2 separate regions of the Homo sapiens genome follow, and region 1 is linked to region 2. Evidence: chromatin loops called from intact Hi-C (ENCODE). Cell type or tissue: K562. All regions are shown on one strand.

What was found. A loop is a pair of places that touch in the nucleus more often than their neighbours do. Peaks named below come from ENCODE experiments on the same cell type or tissue, not always from the same donor. Only the 100,000 strongest peaks of a DNase experiment are listed, where the experiment ranks them.
Region 1: it touches region 2 in a loop (7-fold over the local background); 3 of 110 quality-filtered maps call a loop at or near these places.

Annotation. Positions count from the first base shown.
Region 1 is chrX:110,157,524-110,165,523 of GRCh38, reverse strand. The region is part of intron 5 of TMEM164 (transmembrane protein 164); the gene reads right to left. Among named protein-coding and RNA genes, the nearest start is that of SNORD96B, 64 kb to the left of the region's middle. RefSeq lists an enhancer at 4,396-4,929. In K562, a CTCF peak has its summit at 4,854 (motif pointing left); DNase peaks (open chromatin) are centred at 4,893, 6,073 and 7,873.
Region 2 is chrX:110,341,999-110,349,998 of GRCh38, reverse strand. GNG5B (G protein subunit gamma 5B) reads left to right here and starts at 3,026. Exons shown (of 1, transcript NM_001396022.1): 1 at 3,026-3,545. The coding sequence starts at 3,090. The coding sequence ends at 3,296. It also overlaps a transcript of AMMECR1 not described here. In K562, a CTCF peak has its summit at 3,142; no DNase peak of the experiment used is centred here.

The DNA.
Region 1 (8,000 bases), 180 kb after region 2:
AAAGATCCATGAGAAGTCAAGAATGAAGACAAAATTAAAGAGGCAATCGTAAAGCTAGGAGAGAGGTGTGCTGGAAGTCAAAAGAACATCAAGTTTCAAGAAGGAAAGGATCAATAATGTTAAGTGCTCTATTACTTGCACCAACCAATAAATAAGGTAGCCACTTGCCACATGTGGCTAATTACATTTAAATGAATTAAAATTAAGCAGAATTAAAACTTTGGTTCCTCAGTCACATCAGCCACATTTCATATACTCAGCAGTCACATGTGCCTGGTGGCCACCATATTGGACAGTGCAGAGATAGAGTATTCCCATCACCACAGAAAATTCCACTGGGAACACACTTCTCTATAGGGGTACAGTAAAGGCAAGCACTTCCACTGGGTTTGGCAACATGCCGATCACTAGTTAGTAATCTTTGCAATAGCCGTTTCAGGAAAGTAGCAATGCAAGAGCTGGATGAGGAAAGATGAAGAGTTCTCTATGTGTACAAGGTAAGGAAGGAAATTCCAGGAAAAGGGAACAGGATAGGCAACAATCACAGATAAATCATTAGCTCAATTCCTATGTTCTCAATCTCTTCTCTGAATGTTCCCTTCACCCTTTTGTTGTTACCCAACCTACCTCTCCTTGCCTGCTTCATCTGTGGCCCTCTAAAGTAGTGACTGATTTTTCTCCTTTGGCCCATGTAGGTAGAGTGAATAACTTCTTTCTTTTCATTGTAGTCCTAGACGAGTGGCCCTCCCTTCTCACTAAAATCCTACCACTACCATACTGTACCACCCGCTATCCTTCCCTTTCACAGTCATCTACAGACATATGGGTCATGGCCCTCATTCCTTTAGTACCTGGCTCACTACCACTCATCAGATTTCTTGTTAATTTCAACATGCATCTAGATGAACCTTCCAGCATCCTGGTCTGTCAGTTCCTCGGCCTCTTGTTCTCAATGACCCTGCTCTCTACCACATCTCAGCCACTCATTATCATGGTCGTGCCTGAGACCTTATAATTATGTATATCTGTAGCCCCTCCCTAATCTCCAAGTCAAGCATTCCCACTTCAACCACCACTTCTACCTTTCCAGCTCACTCCCGATAACCATGACCCCAATACTTCTTTGACCCCACTGGAATCTGTGATCCATTGGTCCTACCATCTTTTTACTGTCCCTCATGGCTCCCTTTTCTGTCCTTAAATTCCATGGCCCATGATTCTAATTATCCCTTGCATACGCCTTTGACTCCATTGTTCTTCTCATTATGGAATGATACTCAGCTGGAAAAAAAACCCAGCCCTGGTTGAATCCAAAGCTCCTCCTCTGCCTTGCTTGTCCCTCACAGCTGAATGTACTAGAGAAAAACAACAGCGCTGACTGTTCTCACTTCAAATTCGTGATCACAAACCTCAAGTGCATCTTTCATGTTGCCAGGCAATCATACTGTATTTCCCCAGTCCATTCACTCTGTCACGCTCCTAGGCCACAAATTAATATTTTCTCTCTTCTCGAATCTTTAATACTTCTATCCCATTTTCACTCTCAGATATTAACCTTGCTTCCCACTTCACAGAGGAAAAAAAGAATCAGACAAAAACTTCCATAAGCTTCCACAATCACATTTACCCATCTATCTGCATCAGTGCCCAGTATGGTCTTCCTTCACTCCCCTGCTCCCTGTCACCACAGATGAACTGCCCTGTGTCCTAGCCAAGGCCAGCATTTCCACTTGCATCCAGATTCCATCCCCTCTCCCCTACTCAACAGCATCACTCCAGTCACTGTTTCGTCATCTTATGTCAACAATTTCTTCCTCTCTACTGGATTAAGTCCATTAGTGTATAAACGGAAAGTACTTTAATAGCTCCCGTTCTAAAACCAACAAGTCAACACTTGACCTCACTTCCCCATCTGGCCACTACCTCACTCCTCTGCTCCCCTTTATAGCTAAATTCCTTGAAATAATTGTCTATGCCAGTGCTGTCCAATGTGGTAGTTACTAGTCACATGCAGCTGGTGGGCACTTGAAATGTGGTTAGTTTGAACTTGAGATGTGCTGTTATTATAAAATGTGCACTGGATTTCAAAGGAAATCCAGGAAAATATCCTGGTAATAATTTTTATATTGATTATATTGGAATGATAAAATACTGGATATACTGGGTTAAGTAAGATCTATTATTAAAATTAATGTCACCTGTTTCTCTTACCTGCTTTTAATGCGACTACTGGAACATTTGAAATTACATATGTGCCTCACATGTTTTTATTGGACAGCACTGGTATACTCCCTACCTAGAATTCCTCTCTCTTACTGTTCTCTCTTAAACTCACTCTTATCAGGCTTCCCTCCCTCCATCAAAACAGCTCCCATTAAGGTCACAAATGACTTTTTCATTGCTAAATCCAATGGCCAATTCTCAGGCCTCATCCTATGTGCCCTGAGGACAAAACAGGGTGAGGCTAGAGGCTGGGAAACCAGTTAGGTGGCTGTTGCAATAAACGAAGTCAGGGATGATCTGACCTGAACTAAAGTTGGAGTAGTGGAAATAAATTTGAGAAATGATCAGAAGGTCAAATTAATAGGATGTGGTCACTGATTGGATGGGGGCAGGGATAGGAATATAGACCAATGATTGGCTTTAGATTTTTGGCCTGGATAACAAATAGGTGATGGTATCACTGAAAAGGATGGGGAACATCAGAGAAGGTACAGGTTTGGGGATAGGGAAGAGAATGACAAGTTTGGTTCCTGACAACAATGTATTCCCATCTTTGGTACTCTTTAAATGAGATACCTCCATTTTTAGCCTTTGTAAGCTGTGGCTGCCTAAAAGATATCTCAGCATGGCACAACCCCAAGATGATCGTGAATATTTGATTCCCCATTCTTAGCCACTGAGTGTAGGCTCAAGTCAGGTTTCCCCTCATCCAGGCATTTGACCAAAAAAACCTATCCTCTATTCTGTTTACTGTACTTGGAAGTGGAGGATGTCCTGGGTTAAGTGTTCACAGGGAAGGTCCATCTTGTCAACCTCCCATCCTAAGAGGCTGGAGAGTCTACCCAGGCCATGCTTCACCCTGGAAGAGCCTAGTTGGGGCTGACTGGCCACCCAGCCTGTGGCTAAGGCAATTTAAAGACCCACCTTCATCCATGAGGATCAGAGAGGCAGCCCCCTGACAGTAGTACACAGGATGAGGGCCCTGAATTGGCAAAGAATCCAACAGGTGGACCTGACCTAGCAGAATATGCACTGAAGTCCAAGGACCCAGGTCCCAGCTTCTACTCTTACCTACTCTTACCAAGCTGCTGTGTGACCTTAGCTGTGTCTCTGCTGAGCTTTACGCAAGGGGGAGCCAACTCTTGGATCATCTGAGGCAACAAGGTTTCAACTCGTTCTGTATCAGAATCCGCTACAGCAGTGGCTTTCAAACTTGAGTGTGGGTCAAAATCAGAATCTCTAGGAGGGCTTCTTAAAATCCAGCTTGCTGGGCCCTACTTCAGAGTTTCTGATTAGAGTTTCTAGTAGATCTAGGGTGAGGCCTGGAATCTGGAATCTGAGAATTTTTATTAATAACAGGTTCCCTGGTTAGGCAGATACTACTATTCCAGGGACCACACTTTGAAAACAACTGTCCTAGGGAAGTTGTGGAAAATGCAGCTTCCTGGGCCCTGCCCCATAGAGTTGAATCCAGGAAGTCTGAGTGGGCCCTGGAATCTCCACTGTAGTAACAAGCGCTTCAGGATGATCCTGATGCTTGGGTCCTCCAACCATATAGGAGAAACACTGACTTAGAGGGAATCCTGGAGCTGGAAGATGAACCAAGAGACCTGGGAAAAGCTGCCAGTGAAGGGGACAGAGTCTGGCCAGGTGTGAGGAGCAGTGTCTCCTGGAAGGTGAGAAAATTAAGGCAGAAAACACTTGACTTAACCATTTGCTCCCACAAAGGACTCCTGAGCACCAATCACTTCTTCCTCAGCAGGGACAATCCAGTGGTCTTCAGAAACTCACCTACCCACCTGTTGCACAAGGCTCAGCCCTTCGCCAATCAGTCAAATCCCTCAGGTCCCCCCTCATCCACTAACCCTTTAGGAGCCTCAGGATTTACCAGAGTTCCTATACTTTCACCTGCCCTTACCTGACCAGTATAGTGGAGCAGGGAAGCCTCATGGAAGAGGGGAACTTCTCTAACATCCTAACACTAGCTAGATGGGAGGGGCAATGGGCTCAATGGTATGGAGGAGAAACAGGAAACTCAGCCTGGATACTGATGTCAGCATGACCTTGGGGCCAGTTTTTGAGCTGCCATTGGCCAAAGTACTTCCGCTTTAACTGGTCCCAGAAAGTAACTAGCACAGGAGGTCCAATCCTCATCCTCCAGAAGATGAGCTGAAAGCCCACTCAAGAGAGAGGTGGCCTGCCTAGAACAAACAACACTGAGGTTCTTAACCCCAGTTTCTTGAAATGTCCTCCAAAAACATCTGAATTGCCTGTATTTCAAAACAGCCTTCTCAGGCAGGCACGGTGGCTCACGCCTGTAATCCCAGCACTTCGGGATTCAAGGCCAGCCTTGGCAACACAGTGAAACCCCACCTCTCCTAAAATTACAACAATTAGCTGGGCATGGTGACGCATGCCTGTAATCCTAGCTATTCAGGAGGCTGAGGCATGAGAATCCCTTGAACCCAGGAGGTGGAGGTTGCAGTGAGCCAAGATCACACCACTACATTCCAGCCTGGGTGACGGAGCAAGACTCTGTCTCAAAACAAAAAAACAAAACAAAACAAAAAAACAACCTTATTACTGGGTGTCAAGCCTGAGGGTCACTGCTCAGCAATTCTGAAACAAGAGCTCCCTCTAGTGAAATAGAAAGGGATTTCCCAGCAGACTTGAAGCAGGCCCTCCACCCCACCCCCTGCACCCCAGCAGCCTGGGGAGACCAAAGGACTCCTTCTCAGAACAGTGTTTGAAATGCATAAAATAAAAGCCAAAGGAATTCAATTATATTAAAACACAGTTACCAAAATATTTTTAAAATTTTGTAATATACTAATTATGTTTCTTTATAAATACATTTAATCACAAGATCTAGCAGCAGGCCTAATAACTACCATCACTTTCAAAGCAGATGAGCATAAACACTATCCTGAGATGGCCGCTACTACTGAAATGTGATAGGAAGCCATCTGTGATTGCTACTGACAACAAAGACACAGGTAGGGCTAATACCACTGGTGCTTGTTGTCTGCGTTCATGTGCTACATTTCTGCTAGAGGTCAGTGAAAATAAAGATGTGACTTCCCCCCATTCAAGTGAATGAACCCCTTAAGATCCTATTTGTGAACCCCAGGTTAAGAACTGCTGCCGAAATGAAAACAAACACAACCAACCAATCGAAACACATCACAAGGATGAAGAGAGGGGAACTCCTGAGTTGTGTCACCAGCTGTAGGCAGGACCAAGCTGTGGGCCTAAAGCTGTGTGGGCACTTTCCTCCAACCACCTTGTGGCTGACTTCCTCCCAACCCATCCCACTAGAACCTCTGGAAGCCCACCACCACCACTGGCCTGGGGTGTTTATGATCAACCAATCTGTCTATACCTGCCACCTTTCCCCAGAATGTCCCTTTCACCTCCTCACCCTAAGGAACCCTGGCTGTCCACTGAGGGTGTGATTTCTTCCACTAACAGCTCTGAGAAGGCTGTTCTTTTTTAATCCTTCTATTCCTGCAGCAATTTTTTGTGGGGGAAGGGAAGTTGAAGATTCCTCTAGCCCTCCATTATTGCTTCTAGACGTTTACTCTTCCCTCGTTCTCTTTCAAGATTCAGTTCCTCCTCTTTGTCACTGTCACCTGTTGTTGGCCTCCAGGTCATTGAATTCACCTCAGATCAGTGTCACTTAGCTTACCACCTTCTTTTATACCTTTTCCTGATGGCATTCTGGGTGATTTTAACATCCATGCAGGCACCTCTTCCAATACCCTAACCTCGTGGCCTCCTGAACCTCCTCAACTCTACAGGTCTACTCCACCGCACTAACCACAACCTGCCTTCTGTCATCACTTTGAACTGCCCCGCCTCTGCTGGGATCATCTGACCACAACCTCCCGACAGTTCAGCTTTCATATCCTTATTCCTACTATGCGCATGCCCCTAGACCTCCTCGTGACCTGTGATCCCTTGATGCTCCTTACCTCCCTCCATAGAATTCCTCCTTGTTCCCCAGCTCTCTTCTAGCCTTTCTTCCACACCAGCTTGGACCCCATGGCCTCGAACTCTGACACCAGCACTCTCAACTCCCTGGTGGGAAGCAGAACTCTTCATCCCCCTCTCCCCACACTTCTATCTATCCCCTCACTAGATCATCCCCAAAGGGTGGCTTACTAAAGGTGAGAACCTAAAAAACTGCTCAAACCACATTTTATTAGATTAGTAGGCAGGGCCACAGTATATTGGCAAGCTGAAACCATACTAATAATAGCAAACAACTTATATACCACCATTACATGACAGGGACTGTTATAAGCACTTTATATATTAATACATTAAGTCATTTAATGCTAATTACAACCACATGAGGAAGTACTGTTATTATTTTTATTTTACAGATGAGAAAACTGAAGCTTGGAGAAGGTAAGGGAACTTGGCCAAAGTCACACAGCTAGTAAGGAGGAGAACCAGTATTTGAAACCAGGTAGTCTAGCTTTGTAATGGGCAGCATGTGTATTTCGTCGTGCACATCTCAGCAGAACCTGTCTCTCTGCATAGCCAGGCCTCTTCACTTTCCTCTCTAGCTTCTCAATGCCTTTGATAGGGTGGAAAGTATGGGGGGGCCTGTGCTACACATCTAGCCACATTATATTCTCTAGGTACAGAGTGGGAAGCTCACCTAGATGTTGAGAACAAAGCTGCAAGCTCTCGCCCAGCACTAAAGATACTGGATGCCTGCTCAGCTAATAATAAAGTGCTGCTCTGTCTCCCATTCTGCTATTGCTCCTTGGGTGACCTGTCCTTGGTCAGAAACCTGAAAGCAATACAGTGCGTTGCAGGATTACCAAAACTCTCCAGAACCCCTCAAACATCCCTCACTTTCTAGATTTTCAACAATACTGACCCTACTTACAAAGCCTCAACATTGGACGGATCCCTCCAGCCAGATGTCCTGCACCTCCACTTAGGCTGCTGAACCCCAAATGGGGTAACCGTACAAACCAGTGCCAGAAAAATCCACGGATTCTTCTTTCAGGAGGGCCCCACAGTGCCAGTCACCAACCTTCTAGAGCTATGTTGTCCAATAGCCACTAACCACATATGGCCATTTAAATTTCAATTCAGGTCAGGCAAAGTTGCTCTCACCTGTAATCCCAGCACTTTGGGAGGCTGAAGTGGGTGGATCATTTGAGGTCAGGAGTTTGAGACCAGCCTGGCCAACATGGTGAAACCCCATCTCTACTAAAAATATAAAAATTAGCCAAGCATGGTGGCATGTGCCTGTAGATCCAGCTACTCAGGAGGCTAAGGCAGGAGAATCGCTTAAACCCGGGAGGTCGAGGTTGCAGTGAGCCAAGATCTCGCCATTGCACTCCAGCCTGGACGGCAGGATGAGACTCCATCTCATCAATCAATCAATCAATCAATCAACCAACCAATCAATTTCAATTCAAATTAATTAACCTTAAAATCGAATGAGAAATCCAACTCTTCAGTCCCCCCAGGCACATTTCAACTGTTCAAAAGCCAAATGTAGCTAGTGGCTACCATGTGGAATAGAACAGATATAGGATATATTCATCATCACAGAGAATTCTATTGGACAGTGTTGAGAGAGTCTAGGCTTATCTCCTTCTTCCATTTCCCACAGCACTTATTTCTCTTGTCATTACCCTTCTCAATCCACCACCAAACCCCTGTCATTCTCAGCAGTTGTCATCAACTTGTAATTCATCCACTCCCCTTTCTCTCTGGTACCTTCAATGTTCCCTGGCTCTACTGGGCTT
Region 2 (8,000 bases):
GATTAAGTCTGTGTTCTACCGGTATACGTCATCTTTTCCTTAATCTCCTTGATGGGAGAATGCGAAATGGGAGACACATACAGGACTTTCTTATACATGATCCCTAGAGATGCAGTGGCATGTATGATAAGACTGCCTGGGTTCATTCAAATCCTTGCTCTGCCTCTTACACATTTGACAAGTAATGTGTATGTATCTCAGTTTCCTCATTTTGAAAAATTAAGATGATAAAACTATAATGATAATAATACCTAACTCAGAATTGTTGTGAGGAATAAATGAATTATTATATACAAAAAGTACTAAGAACAGTATAAAAATACTAAAAACAGTCCCTGACACCATCGTAAACTCCATTTATGTACTTCCAATTAGGCTATGTTGTTCAGTAATAACAACACAGGTTTAAGAGCCAGATAAATCCAGGTTGAAATTCCTGCCCAACTGCTTTTACCAGCTGAATTTGGTATAAAAACACAAATGAACTGAACTTTGTTTGCCTCAAAATTCATACGTTGAGGCCCTAATCTCCAATGTGGTAGTATTTGGAGGTCAGACCTTTGAGAGGGCAACTGGGGTTAGGAGGTAATGGGGTTTGCCATGTGAGGAAACCAGGAAGAAGGCCTGCACCACACTGAGCACATTGGCACCCTAATCTCAATCTTGGACTTCTCAGTCTCCAAAACTGTGAGAAATAAATGTTTGTTGTTTAAGCCACTCAATCTGGGGTATTCTTGATATAGCAGCCTCAACAGGCTAAGAGACCAGCTATGTGGCCTCTGACGAATTAATCTCTCTGAGATTTAGTTTTTTCATACCTAATCGGGTACAGAACCTACTTTTCAAGGTTATTATAAGGCATGCATTAGATAATTCCTGTGAAATATCTAACTCAAGATAATTGTTGGACAAATGGCAACTATTATTGTTGTTACTTTATTTTTATTTTCTTCTTTTAAGGCCAATGAGATCTTATCACTGAATTTCTTTTGCTCATTTAACAGTTCAGGCCTGGGGATGATAACAGCAAATGGCATAAGGGGCTTTTAGTTTTTTAAAAGTAATATATACTTGTGAAAAATTCAAATTTTACAAAAAGTGAAAAGTAAAAACCTGTTTTCATATGCATTTCCCTGCCCATTTTACTTCCCCTTTCTTAGGGTTAGCAACAAGGAAAAGAATTTGACTTATATCCATCCAGACCTTTTTCTATGCATATACATAAATGTGAATTATACATAAGAACACATACACATACATATATATTTCTACATAAATTATACCATATTATATATTGTTTTGTGATTTTCTAATTTTACTCGACAGTATATTTTTGATATCTTTCCATTTGAATAAAAATCTACCTCATTCTTCTTAATAGCAATACAATAACCCAAGAGATGGAAGTATCACTGGTTTACTTTTTAAAAATCTTTAATAATTGCTCTCAAGATAATATCATAAGTCTCTAGTTGCAGTGTGCTTTTTCTCTCAAAGCCTGTGTTTAACAATGTAGTATGTAAATGTGTAGTTTAAAGCAAATTCATAGTTTGCATGGATCGTGAGTGTTTTGTTGAATTCTAGGTTATAGGGACAGAATGGAAAGCTAAGTACTTAGTCAAAAAGAGACTTCTTTAGATAGGTCAGAAGGAAAAACAAGTCATCTAAATTATTACCAGCTTTTAAATAATTTTTCCTGGTGGGTTCTAGTGTTGAAAGAATAAATGAAAAAGAAGACTGAAGTCGAAATCAGTAAGTTCAACAAAAGCCTTGAAAAGCTTATTAAATACAAAGTAACTGTTGATCTGGTGGAAAAAGAGCACTGAAGTTACTACAATAATTAATCTTTTGTACTGAGAAGTTGCTATAATAATAATTCTTTTGGATGAGAAATGGGCCAAAATAATTGAGAAATGCCAAAAAAAGGTAACCATGTAGTCAGATGATTACGTTTACATACATAAATTCACAAAAGAGAAATTAAAATTAATGCTTCCAGAATAAGCAAAATACATTGTGTCAATTTCCAACAGGTCCAAACTGTCTGTGTGCTACTAATGGAAGTGTCAGAATTCTGGGCAAGTATTCACAAAGATCAGAAGTGTCATAACACTGAAGCCATGTGATTATAAGAGAAGAAAATCTGTATAGATGGAATCATGTGTATAGATGGAAATGTCACTCACTGTAATATCTGAGCAGGAGGTTGTAATCAAAGCACTTAGCAATTAGAAAGTACAGGGCCCTAACTCCCACAGAATTTTTGTTACAAGCAGCTCTGACAGCACACAGAACTGTTGTAAGATACTTTGTGAGAAAGCTTTGTCAGTGGTAATGCCTGCTTTAATAACATCTGGAAACAGCTGTTTTTCTCCAAAAGACAGCAATATGTCTAAGCCTGCCAAATACAGATAATAAGGTGCTTACCTATCATTAACAAAATTATGCTTTCCTTATTGACAGAAAAGATCTGTTCACATTGTGAGAAGAATACATTACAGAATTAGCGAAGAACTAACAATTGAAAAGCATCACACAGATGGCTGCCAAGATGGGCTGCTTCCCAGCCCAAAATCTGCAACCCTCTAAGGTGGCTACAATTATCCTGAGGTTCACCATGAGTTTTTTTGAAAATATCTCAAAACAAAATTATACATGAGGCACTTTAATTAAAAATATATATGCCATACAGCATTTCGAAGAAAGGGGAAAGATGGCATGAAAGCAAGCTAACAATAGCAGGGCATTATAAACTTCCACAAGGTTGGGAGCCAACAATAGTAAGATTCAGTGGCAGTTTTTATGAATTCAGAGCATTGTGCCAAGGCACATTGTCAAAATGTCTGAAAATTTATTTTAATGTCAGCAACAAAATTATTCATTCATTGAAGAAATATTTACTGAGGGAATACTATATGTCAGGTACCAATACACACATTGCCTGCTATAAAGTTTGTATCATCAATGTATAGGAATGCTGGTATTCCTGAGCCCTTCTAATAGCATCTTAAAAATGATATTTAGCGGCCCCGCCGACCCACGGCCCACGACCCACCGACCCACGAATCGGCCCGGCCCCCGCGTTCACCATGTCTGGCTTCTCCAGCGTCGCCGCTACGAAGAAAGTGGTTCAACAGCTCCAGCTGGAGGCCGGGCTCAACAGCGTAAAAGTTTCCCAGGCAGCTGCAGACTTGAAACAATTCTGTCTGCAGAATGCTCAACATGACCCTCTGCTGACTGGAGTATCTTCAAGTACAAATCCCTTCAGACCCCAGAAAGTCTGTTCCTTTTTGTAGTACAATGAATCTTTCAAAGGTTTCCCAAACCACTTCTTATGATCCAGTGAATATTCAAGAGAGATACATTTGAAGCCTGTACAAAAGCTTATCCCTGTAACACATGTGCTGTAATATACAAAATTCTACTTTTGTCTGTCCTTAACATCTACCTCTGAATTTTTATGAATTTCTACTTCACAAGGGTAATTGTTTTATATACATTGGCAGCAGCATACAATAAAACTTAGTGTGCAAGTTTTAAAAAATGATATTTAGCAATATCATATTAGTGAAAACTAGTAACTTATTGTGGTTTATTATTTCTTTGAATACTAGTGATATTTGACACTTTTTCATATGTTTATTGATTATATGACCATTTGTAGTTCCTTTTTGAATAATCTACTCATAGCCTATGTCCACTTTTTTTTGACTCATCCATGTTTCTGTTTATATACAGGATAACAAATTCAGGAACAATGGGAAAGTAACATATAAAAATTTAATAGGAAATACAATAGAGATTATAAAACACTACCATTTGATTTTTTATGCAAATACTTCAATATTCCAATTTTTTCTCACTTGCTAAATAAAGCACACAACTTGAAATGCTAAATAATTGTGTTACTGTAAATCTTTTAAAGAATAAAATGTTGGTGAAAAACCAAAATTGCTTAGTAAGGTATGTATGACCTTGTTTATTATCTATCATAGACATCAAGATGATCATAGTTAATACCAACTTAAGCTTTACAGAATACTGTTTTAGGCCCAATATTGATATAATAAATGAAGGTATCAGAGAACCTTGTATTTATGGCATCAGGTTATAAAGATCTATTCAAAACCATTTTTGTCAAAATTTAAACTCTGGAACAAAAGTCAAATTGTTTCTAAATGAGACACAAAATAATTATTGCTAATAGTACAAATTTTGTCCTATGGGTAATACTATTGTATTTTTCTTTTTAAAAAAATTATTTCAATTTTTATTTTTGATTCAGGGAACACATGGGCAGGCTTGTTAGCTGGGTATACTGTGTGATGCTGAGGTTTGGGGTATGGATGATCCCGTCACCCAGGTAGTGAGCAGAGTACCCAGTAGGTAGTTTTACAGCTCTTGGTCCACACCCTCCCTCTGCAGTGTCTGTTGTTCCCATGTGTCCTCAGGTATTACTATTTTCAAGTTTTTTTCTTTTTATATATATATATATATTTTTTTTATTACACTTTAAGTTCTAGGGTACATGTGCACAACGTGCAGGTTTGTTACATATGTATACATGTGCCATGTTGGTGTGCTGCACCCATGAACTCATCATTTACATTAGGTATATCTCCTAATGCTATCCCTCTCCCCTCCCCCAACCCCACAACAGGCCCCGGTGTGTGATGTTCCCCTTCCTGTGTCCAAGTGTTCTCATTGTTCAATTCCCACCTATGAGTGAGAACATGCGGTGTTTGGTTTTTTGTCCTTGTGATAGTTTGCTGAGAATGATGGTTTCCAGCTTCATCCATGTGCCTACAAAGGACATAAACTCATCATTTTTTATGGCTGCATAGTATTCCATGGTGTATATGTGCCACATTTTCTTAATCCAGTCTATCATTGTTGGACATTTGTGTTGGTTCCAAGTCTTTGCTATTGTGAATAGTGCCACAATAAACATACATGTGCATGTGTCTTTATAGCAGCATGATTTATAATCCTTTGGATATATACCCAGTAATGGGATGGCTGGGTCAAATGGTATCTCTAGTTCTAGATCCCTGAGGAATTGCCACAGTGTCTTCCACAATGGCTGAACTAGTTTACAGTCCCACCAACAGTGTAAAAGCATTCCTATTTCTCCACATCCTCTCCAGCACCTGTTGTTTCCTGACTTTTTAATGATCGCCATTCTAACTGGTGTGAGATGGTATCTCATTGTGGTTTTGATTTGCATTTCTCTGATGGCCAGTGATGATGAGCATTTTTTCATGTGTCTGTTGGCTGCATAAATGTCTTCTTTTGAGAAGTGTCTGTTCATATCCTTTGCCCACTTTTTGATGGGGTTGTTTGTTTTTTTCTTGTGAATTTGTTTGAGTTCATTGTAGATTCTGGATATTAGCCCTTTGTCAGATGGGTGGATTGCAAAAATTTTCTCCCATTCCATAGGTTGCCTGTTCACTCTGATGGTAGTTTCTTTTGCTGTGCAGAAGCTCTTTAGTTTAATTAGATCCCATTTGTCAATTTTGGCTTTTGTTGCCATTGCTTTTGGTGTTTTAGTCATGAAGTCCTTGCCCACGCCTATGTCCTGAATGGTGTTGCCTAGGTTTTCTTCTAGGGTTTTTATGGTTTTAGGTCTAACATGTAAGTCTTTAATCCATCTTGAATTAATTTTTGTATAAGGTGTAAGGAAAGGATCCAATTTCAGCTTTCTACATATGGCTAGCCAGTTTTCCCAGCACCATTTGTTAAATACGGAATCCTTTCCCCATTTCTTGTTTTTGTCAGGTTTGTCAAAGACCAGATGGTTGTGGATGTGTGGTATTATTTCTGAGGGCTCTGTTGTGTTCCATTGGTCTGTATCTCTGTTTTGGTACCAGTACCATGCTGTTTTGGTTACTGTAGCCTTGTAGTATAGTTTGAAGTCAGGTAGCGTGATGCCTCCAGCTTTGTTCTTTTGGCTTAGGATTGATTTGGCAATGCGGGCTCTTTTTTGGTTCCATATGAACTTTAAAGTAGTTTTTTCCAATTCTGTGAAGAAAGTCATTGGTAGCTTGATGGGGATGGCATCGAATCTATAGATTACCTTGGGCAGTATGGCCATTTTCATGATATTGATTCTTCCTACCCATGAGCATGGAATGTTCTTCCATTTGTTTGTGTCCTCTTTTATTTCATTGAGCAGTGGTTTGTAGTTCTCCTTGAAGAGGTCCTTCACATCCCTTGTAAGTTGGATTCCTAGGTATTTTATTCTCTTTGAAGCAATTGTGAATGGGAGTTCACTCATGATTTGGCTTTCTGCTTGTCTGTTATTGGTGTGTAAGAATGCTTGTGATCTTTGCACATTGATTTTGTATCCTGAGACTTTCCTGAATTTGCTTATCAGCTTAAGGAGATTTGGGGCTGAGACAATGGGGTTTTCTAGATATACAGTCATGTCATCTGCAAACAGGGACAATTTGACTTCCTCTTTTCCTAATTGAATACCCTTTATTTCTTTCTCCTGCCTGATTGCCCTGGCCAGAACTTCCAACACTGTGTTGAATAGGAGTGGTGAGAGAGGGCATCCCTGTCTTGTGCCAGTTTTCAAAGGGAATGCTTCCAGTTTTTGCCCATTCAGTATTATATTGGCTGTGGGTTTGTCATAAATAGCTCTTATTATTTTGAGATACGTCCCATCCATACCTAATTTATTGAGAGTTTTTAGCATGACGGGCTGTTGAATTTTGTCGAAGGCCTTTTCTGCATCTATTGAGATAATCATGTGGTTTTTGTCTTTGGTTCTGTTTATATGCTGGATTACATTTATTGATTTGCGTATGTTGAACCATCCTTGCATCCCAGGGATGAAGCCCACTTGATCATGGTGGATAAGCTTTTTGATGTGGTGCTGGATTCAGTTTGCCAGTGTTTTATTGAGGATTTTTGCATCAGTGTTCATCAGGGATATTGGTCTAAAATTCTCTTTTTTTGTTGTGTCTCTGCCAGGCTTTGGTATCAGGATGATTCTGGCCTCATAAAACGAGTTAGAGAGGATTCCCTCATTTTCTATTGATTGGAATAGTTTCAGAAGGAATGGTACCAGCTCCTCCTTGTACCCCTGGTAGAATTCAGCTGTGAATCCTTCTGGTCCTGGACTTTTTTTGGTTGGTTCAAGTTTTTTTCTTTACATGAAACTACTGAAAGCAAAAGTATGTCATGCTTACAGGTTACTCTATGCATTTATCATTCTATTAATAAATGTCTTAAGTAATTAAGTAGTATATTAAGGCCATAAACCAAGTCATTATCTCATAGCAAAGGACTATTGTTATTCAATCATCTAGAAAATGCATTTTAGGCCAAGTGCAGTGGCTCATGCCTGTAATCCCAGCACTTTGGGAGGCCAAGGCAAGCAGATCATGAAGTCAGGAGTTTGAGACCATCCTGACCAACATGGTGAAACCCCGTCTCTACTAAAAATACAAAAATTAGCCAGGCGTGGTGGCGTGTGCCTGTAATCCCAGCTACTCAGGAGGCTGAGGCAGGAGAATCACTTGAACCCAGGAGGCGGAGGGTGCAGTGAGCTGAGATTGCGGCCACTGCACTCCAGCCTGGGTGACAGAGTGAGACTCTGTCTCAAAAAAAAAAGAATATTCATTTTAATGTATGCCCACTTTTTTAATGGTCTTTTAGTTATTGATTCTAAAAGGCTCTTTATACATTACTTTGTCATCTGTCTGACATTATTACCCCCAGTGGATGCCTGAAATGGCAAATAGTACTGTACCTTGTATACACTATGTTTTTTCCCATACATACATATCTATGATAAAGTTTAATTTATAAATTAGGCAATATAGAGATTAATAACAATAGAACAATTATAGCAATATACTTTAATAAAAGTTTTTTTTATTTACTAAATTGAGAATATTTAGCTTTTATTTTTTTTTCTGTTTTTTAAAAATGAGACAGGGTCTCACTCTGTCACCCAGGCTGGAACGCAGTGGCACGATCTCAGCTCACTG